2 separate regions of the Homo sapiens genome follow, and region 2 is linked to region 1. A link is an interaction called in ENCODE POLR2A ChIA-PET data of the cell type or tissue named here. Cell type or tissue: K562. All regions are shown on one strand. Links, peaks and the distances in the headings refer to the core of each region. The heading gives the core; the rest is flanking DNA.

Region 1 (2,913 bases), core at 298-2,797:
GCCCGACAAAATGAACTTACTAAAGCACGAGTCTGACCGCAAGCCATTCTGTCACCTGTTTGAGCCTCCTGGGGCTCTTTCTCAGCCCCCAAGTGAATGCCTAGCTACATAGGCTGGCATTACTACCACCTGCTACCTGCCACCTGCCACCCACCCACCTTTGTCATCTGCCACCTCTGGCGTCACACGGCACCCTGAGTCCAGAACTTCTCAGGCCGTGTGCAAGTGCCAGGGGGCTCCACTCTGAAATGTCCCTCCTGCCTCTATGCTTGCCTGCCCTGACCTTGGCTTCAGACCATGCAGACACCCTCCCTCTCGGAAGACCCCTCTTTTGAGCTTATCTCCAAAAGAGATGTTATGCATCCCCCTCACATTGAACCGGAAGCATTGTGCAGGGCTGGGCCCCCCCTTGCCCTCAGTTTTGATTTCCCAGCCTGGCAGAGAATAAGTCCTCATTAAGATTGCTGTGAAACCTGCCCCACTTTGGCCAGTGAGTGAGGGCATGTCCAGAGTCAATCGGTCTGCCTCGCAGACACCATGATTTTATTTAACTGTTTTGTTATGGAAATGTCAAACGTACACAACGTAAACAGTAAACACAAACAAAGAGCAAATAGTATAATGAACCCGCATGCTTCCCACCCAGCTTTAATAACCTTCACGCTTTGCCACTTTTGTTTCATCTTTCCCACCAGTAATCCCCCAACCGGTGATCCTCAACTCATTTAGTATGTTTATACTTCAAAGATTATGCTGTTTCTTTCTCTTCTCCATGCTGCCATGTATCATTGCAAAGAGCATTGGCAGTGGCTTTGACCACTAGTAAATGAAAAGAACAGGGCTGGGTGTGGTAGCTCACACCTGTAATCCCAGCACTTTGGGAGGCTGAGGCAGGAGGATCACTTGAACCCGGGAGTTCGAGATCAGCTAGGACAATGTAGTGAGACCCTGTCTCTACTAAATAAGAAAGAAATAAATAAAAACATAGAACAGTCCAACATTACGAAAGCGATTGCACTATTTTATTATTAATTTCTTATTCTGCATCAAGCATGTGGCACTGAGGGCTTCATAAGCATTATCTTAAGACACTGCCAGAAGTAGGTGTCATTATTATTCCCATTTTACAGCAGCTAAAACTGAGGCTCAGACACTAGGAAATGTGTCCAGAGTCTCTGCTAGTAGGTGGCAGAGCTGTTTAACTGCACGGCCCGCAGGTGTCATTTAACCAGTGACGGTCTGAGGCTGATCTTGGGCACCTGGCGCTGGTCGTAGGAGCCCGTGGATGCCGAGCACCCTGGGCCACCTCACTTTGGGAGACGGTGAGGCTGTGCACACCACATTCCCTGCAATGATCCTGCTAAGAACAGGAGCCCAAGGTGCCAGCCGGCCACGGCAAGACAGGGCCCGCCAGCTGTTTGGAAGAGGCGGCAACAATGAGTCACCGCGCACACGGGCCGTGCCGGGGCCGGGCCGGGGCGTTGTCTGGGTGGGTGACAGGCAGCCGGGTGTGTGGGCTGTGATGTAACAGGCCTGCTGCAGCTGCTGGGTGGCAGGCGACTCACTCTCCTCCTCTGTCATGGCTTTGAATCGCCTCTGCTGCGGGAGGGGCATGGAGACAGCACAGCTCCTCCCCCAGCCCACGGCCAAGACAGCCGGCCAGGTCCAGAGGCCCACCAGCCACTCCTCGACCTCCACGCGCAGTCACCTGCCCTTCATCTTCACCTTGGACCTAGGGGGGACGAGTGGGGGGCGCGTGTACTGCAGTGGATGCTCCTGGCATAGAGCTTGGTGTAGAGAGAGAAGGAAATTCAAGACAGACCCAGGTCCCCAGTGCCTGAGGAAGGGCAAATGCAGCAGGAGTTGCTTCTTTTGACCTAAGAAGGAGAAGGAGGTAAAATGAGAAAGTGATCCTTTGTTGAGTACCTATGGGGTCGCAGGTGCAGTGTTAAGTCTCATGACAGCCCAGTAAGATGGGCATCATTCATTCATTCATCCATTCATTCAAATATTTCTAAGCACTTCTGGCCAGGCATGGTGGCTCATGAGTGTAATCCCAGCACTTTGGGAGGCTGAGGTGGGAGAATCACTTGAGGTCAGGAGTTCGGGACCAGCCTGGCCAACATGGTGAAACCTCATCTCTACCAAACATACAAAACTTAACCGGGCGTGGTGGCACATGCTTGTAATCCCAGCTATTCAGGAGGCTGAGGCAGGAGAATCACTTGAATTCCGGAAGCAGAGGTTGCAGTGAGCCGAGATCTTGCCACTGTACTCCAGCCTGGGCAACCAAGAGAGACTCCATCTCAAAACAAGAAAAACAAACAAAAAAACCCCAAATATTTCTGAGCACTTCCTTGGTCCCTCCACTGTTATTATCCTTGTTTTACAGGTAAGGAAACTGAGGCTCAAACAGACCATTTGACTCCCCCAAGCAAGGCTGGATCTAGCTCTTACAGTTGCTTTGTGTGAATTTGAAGGCACGCCTCTGGGAAGATGCAGCCCCCGACCAGGGCACACAGCTTAGCAAGTGGGGAGTCCCTGGCCAGACACCCCTAGCTACGTTCCTGACCAATGGCTGGTAGACGGTACCACCTGGCCCTTGGCGTCCTAACCACGCACTCTCTCTCCCAGGCCATACATACTCCCTCTACCAGCAAAGGTCTCACAGGGTGAGGTCACCTTCATGGGGTGTTTGATAAACTCTATGAACTAAAATAGATGTTTCTCGTCTTAAAAGGAGGCCGGAAAAGCTCTTAGGAAACGGTGAGTGAGCCAAGAGCCCAGGAGAACTGTGAGCTGGAGCCAATGGCCTGATCAAACTCAGTGGATGGAACGGGTAGGAGGCTGGTCCTGCACTGTGCGGGGGGAGGGCTGGGCGGGCAGCACTCAAGGTGGAAGCCACTCCTCCAG
Region 2 (2,913 bases), core at 188-2,687, 180 kb after region 1:
GGCAACAAGAGTGAAACTCTGCCTCAAAAAAAAAAAAAAAAAATTTCATTAGCAAGGCATAGTGGCGAGCACCTATATTTCTAGCCACTCAGGAAGCTGAGGAAGGAGGATGGCTTGAGCCCATAAGTTCAAGGTTACAATGAGTGAAACCCTGTCTCAAAAAAAATAAAAATAAAAAAATTCAGTTCCTCAGTCTCACTACCATGTTTCACATTCTTTCTTCCTTTCTTTCCTTTTTCTTTCTTTCCTTTTTCTTTCCTCTCTCCTTCCTCTCTTTCTCTCTCTTTCTCTCTCTTTCTTTCTTTCTTTGAGACAGAGTCTCGCTCTGTTGCCCAGGGTGGAGCGCAGTGGCGCGATCCTGGCTTACTGCAACCTCCGCCACATGGGTTCAAGCGATTCTCATGCCTCAGCCTCCAAGTAGCTGGAATTACAGGTCCACGCCACCATGCCCAGCTAATTTATTTTTTATAGGGACAGGATTTCACCATGTTGGGCAGGCTGGTCTCGAACTCCTGGCCTCATGCAATCTGACTGCCTCAGCCTCCCAAAGTGCTGGGACTACAGGTGTGAGCCACCCCGCCCAGCCCACATATTATTTATTAAATATTTTTAAGATAAAATAAAACCGAGGCATTCTGAATAAGAAGGAAAGCCATTAGGCCAGGCGCAGTGGCTCACACCTATAATCCCAGCACTTTGGAAGGGCGAGTTGGGCGGATCACTTGAGGCAAGGAGTTCGAGACCAGCCTGGCCAACATGGTGAAACCCTGTCTCTACTAAAAAAATACAGACATTAGCCGGGTGTGGTGGCGAGCACCTGTAGTCCCAGCTACTCAGGAGACTGACACAGGAGAATCGCTTGAACCCGGAAGGCGGAGGTTGCAGTCAGCCAAAATCATGCCACTGCACTCCAGACTGGGTGACAGAGTGAGACTCTTAAAAAAGAAGGAGAAGAAGGAGAAGAAGGAGAAGAGGGAGAAGAGGGAGAAGAGGGAGAGGGAGAAGAGGGAGAGGGAGAAGAGGGAGAGGGAGAAGAGGGAGAGGGAGAAGAGGGAGAGGGAGAGGGAGGAGAAGGAGAAAAGGAACCATTAATTTTGCATGGGAATAGAGGACGATTTCATAAAAGAAAGTGTCATTTAACAAATCTATATCCTAGCTTTCTTAAGTACTAGATCTGTGAGCCTAGACAAGTCACTTAATATCTCTGGATCTATAAAATGAAGAAAATTTGAGTTTCTTCTAGTCTTCAGTAAGGGTGTCCATGTATCTTAGATTTCCTCAATTCTTTTTACCAGTTTCTGAACATAAAACTGAAGGCTAAGAGATGTAGATAGTGTTAGTTAGTACTGAGATAATCATTAACACAAAGCAAAAGAGACTGGCCTGTGTATGTATAAAAGGTATTACCAAAAAGAAAGTGGTTGGAAAAGGAATACTGTTATCAGCAAAAAATGTTTGGACAATATACAGGACTTACGCGCCAAAATCACAACCACTAAAGGTTGGGTGATACTGTTCAACACTCCAACACACTAAAAGTTTTCTACATTTCATGATTTTTTGATAACGATAAATACTGTTAATGTAAAATCTTAGAGATATTTTTAAAAATTAGTACATTATACAGAAAATCATGTTATAAGTGACCTTTCCTAAAACTCTCATTCATTGTTAGTAGGAGTGCAAATGATATGATCACTTTGGGGAACGACTTAGAAGTTTCCCAGAACACTAAACATACACCTACCTAGGACTCAAAAATTCCACTCCTAGGTATTCACCAAAGACATGAAAGCTTATACCCACAAAACAGACTTCTATACGATTGTTCATAGTGCTTTATTAGTAACAGCCAAAAACCTGAATGAAAACAGCCTAGCTGTTCATCACATGGAGAATGGGTAAATAAACTGTGGCTTAGTCATAGAATGAAATATCTTTTGGTAATAAAAAAAAAAAAGAAGCTATTGACACATATAACAACATGTATGAACCTCAAATACAAAATCCTACATGAAATAAGTCTCACAGAGAAAGAATATACAGTGTATGACTACATTTATATTAAGTTCTGAAACAGGCTAAACTTGTCTATATTGAAAAAAAATCAGCAATGGTTGTCTCTGCATGGGTGGGAGAAATTTTCTGCAGGAAAAAAATGTTCTGTATCTTGATAGAGCTTTGAGTTACACAAGCGTGTGCATTTGTCAAAACTAACCAAATGGTAAACTTAGGATCTGTGCATTTCACCAATATAAATGTTTTTACCTTGAAAAAGGCTATAAGTAAATACTGATAAATATTGAACTCCAGCTAATGATATACTTGCTGAAGTGTTTCAGGGTGAAGTATACTGGTATCTTCAACTTACACTGAAATGCATCAAAGAAACAAGATGGACTGATACATGAACAAAGAGACAGATGCATGGGATAAATCAAATACTGCAGAGTAAACTATTTATTGCAGAATTTAGGTAGTAGTTAAATGGGTGTTTACTATACAATTTTTTCAATATTTCTGTGTGTTTGAAATTTTTTATAATAAAATATTAGGGTTAAAAAAAAAAAGACCTTTCCCATCGCAGCATTTCCTGGTACAAAATGCATGAAAATCATAACCAAAAAGATGCTTACCAGTTGCTAAAATGTACTGTCCATCTTTTGACACCTTAATAGTGGTACACACAGTAGGCATTTCAAAGTCCTGAATAAGTTCAATTCTCCTACGGACATCTAAAAAGAGAGAAAAAAACAACTAGTTTAACTAACATGTGCTTATTCTCTATCATAAGAAGACAAATGGGTACCAAGCAGTCACCACAACTATAAACAGGTGAAATTCATCCCAAATGCTTCCTGGCCTTGGGAAAGGTCACCAGCACAGCCCAACCATTAAACAGCAGAGGTTTTT

What was found. ChIA-PET counts read pairs that join two places held together with the same protein. Peaks named below come from ENCODE experiments on the same cell type or tissue, not always from the same donor. Only the 100,000 strongest peaks of a DNase experiment are listed, where the experiment ranks them.
Region 2: POLR2A ChIA-PET joins it to region 1 with 5 read pairs; 2 of 35 experiments call an interaction of 5 or more read pairs at or near these places.

The regions. Positions count from the first base shown.
Region 1 is chr2:10,496,559-10,499,471 of GRCh38, forward strand. No RefSeq gene overlaps it. Among named protein-coding and RNA genes, the nearest start is that of ODC1-DT, 48 kb to the left of the region's middle. RefSeq lists an enhancer at 995-1,527. In K562, for the core only: no CTCF peak of the experiment used is centred there; a DNase peak (open chromatin) is centred at 1,513; H3K27me3 peaks cover 2,500 bases.
Region 2 is chr2:10,679,335-10,682,247 of GRCh38, forward strand. It overlaps NOL10 (nucleolar protein 10), which reads right to left. Exons shown (of 21, transcript NM_024894.4): 3 at 2,637-2,735. Among named protein-coding and RNA genes, the nearest start is that of NOL10, 9.2 kb to the right of the region's middle. In K562, for the core only: no CTCF peak of the experiment used is centred there; no DNase peak of the experiment used is centred there.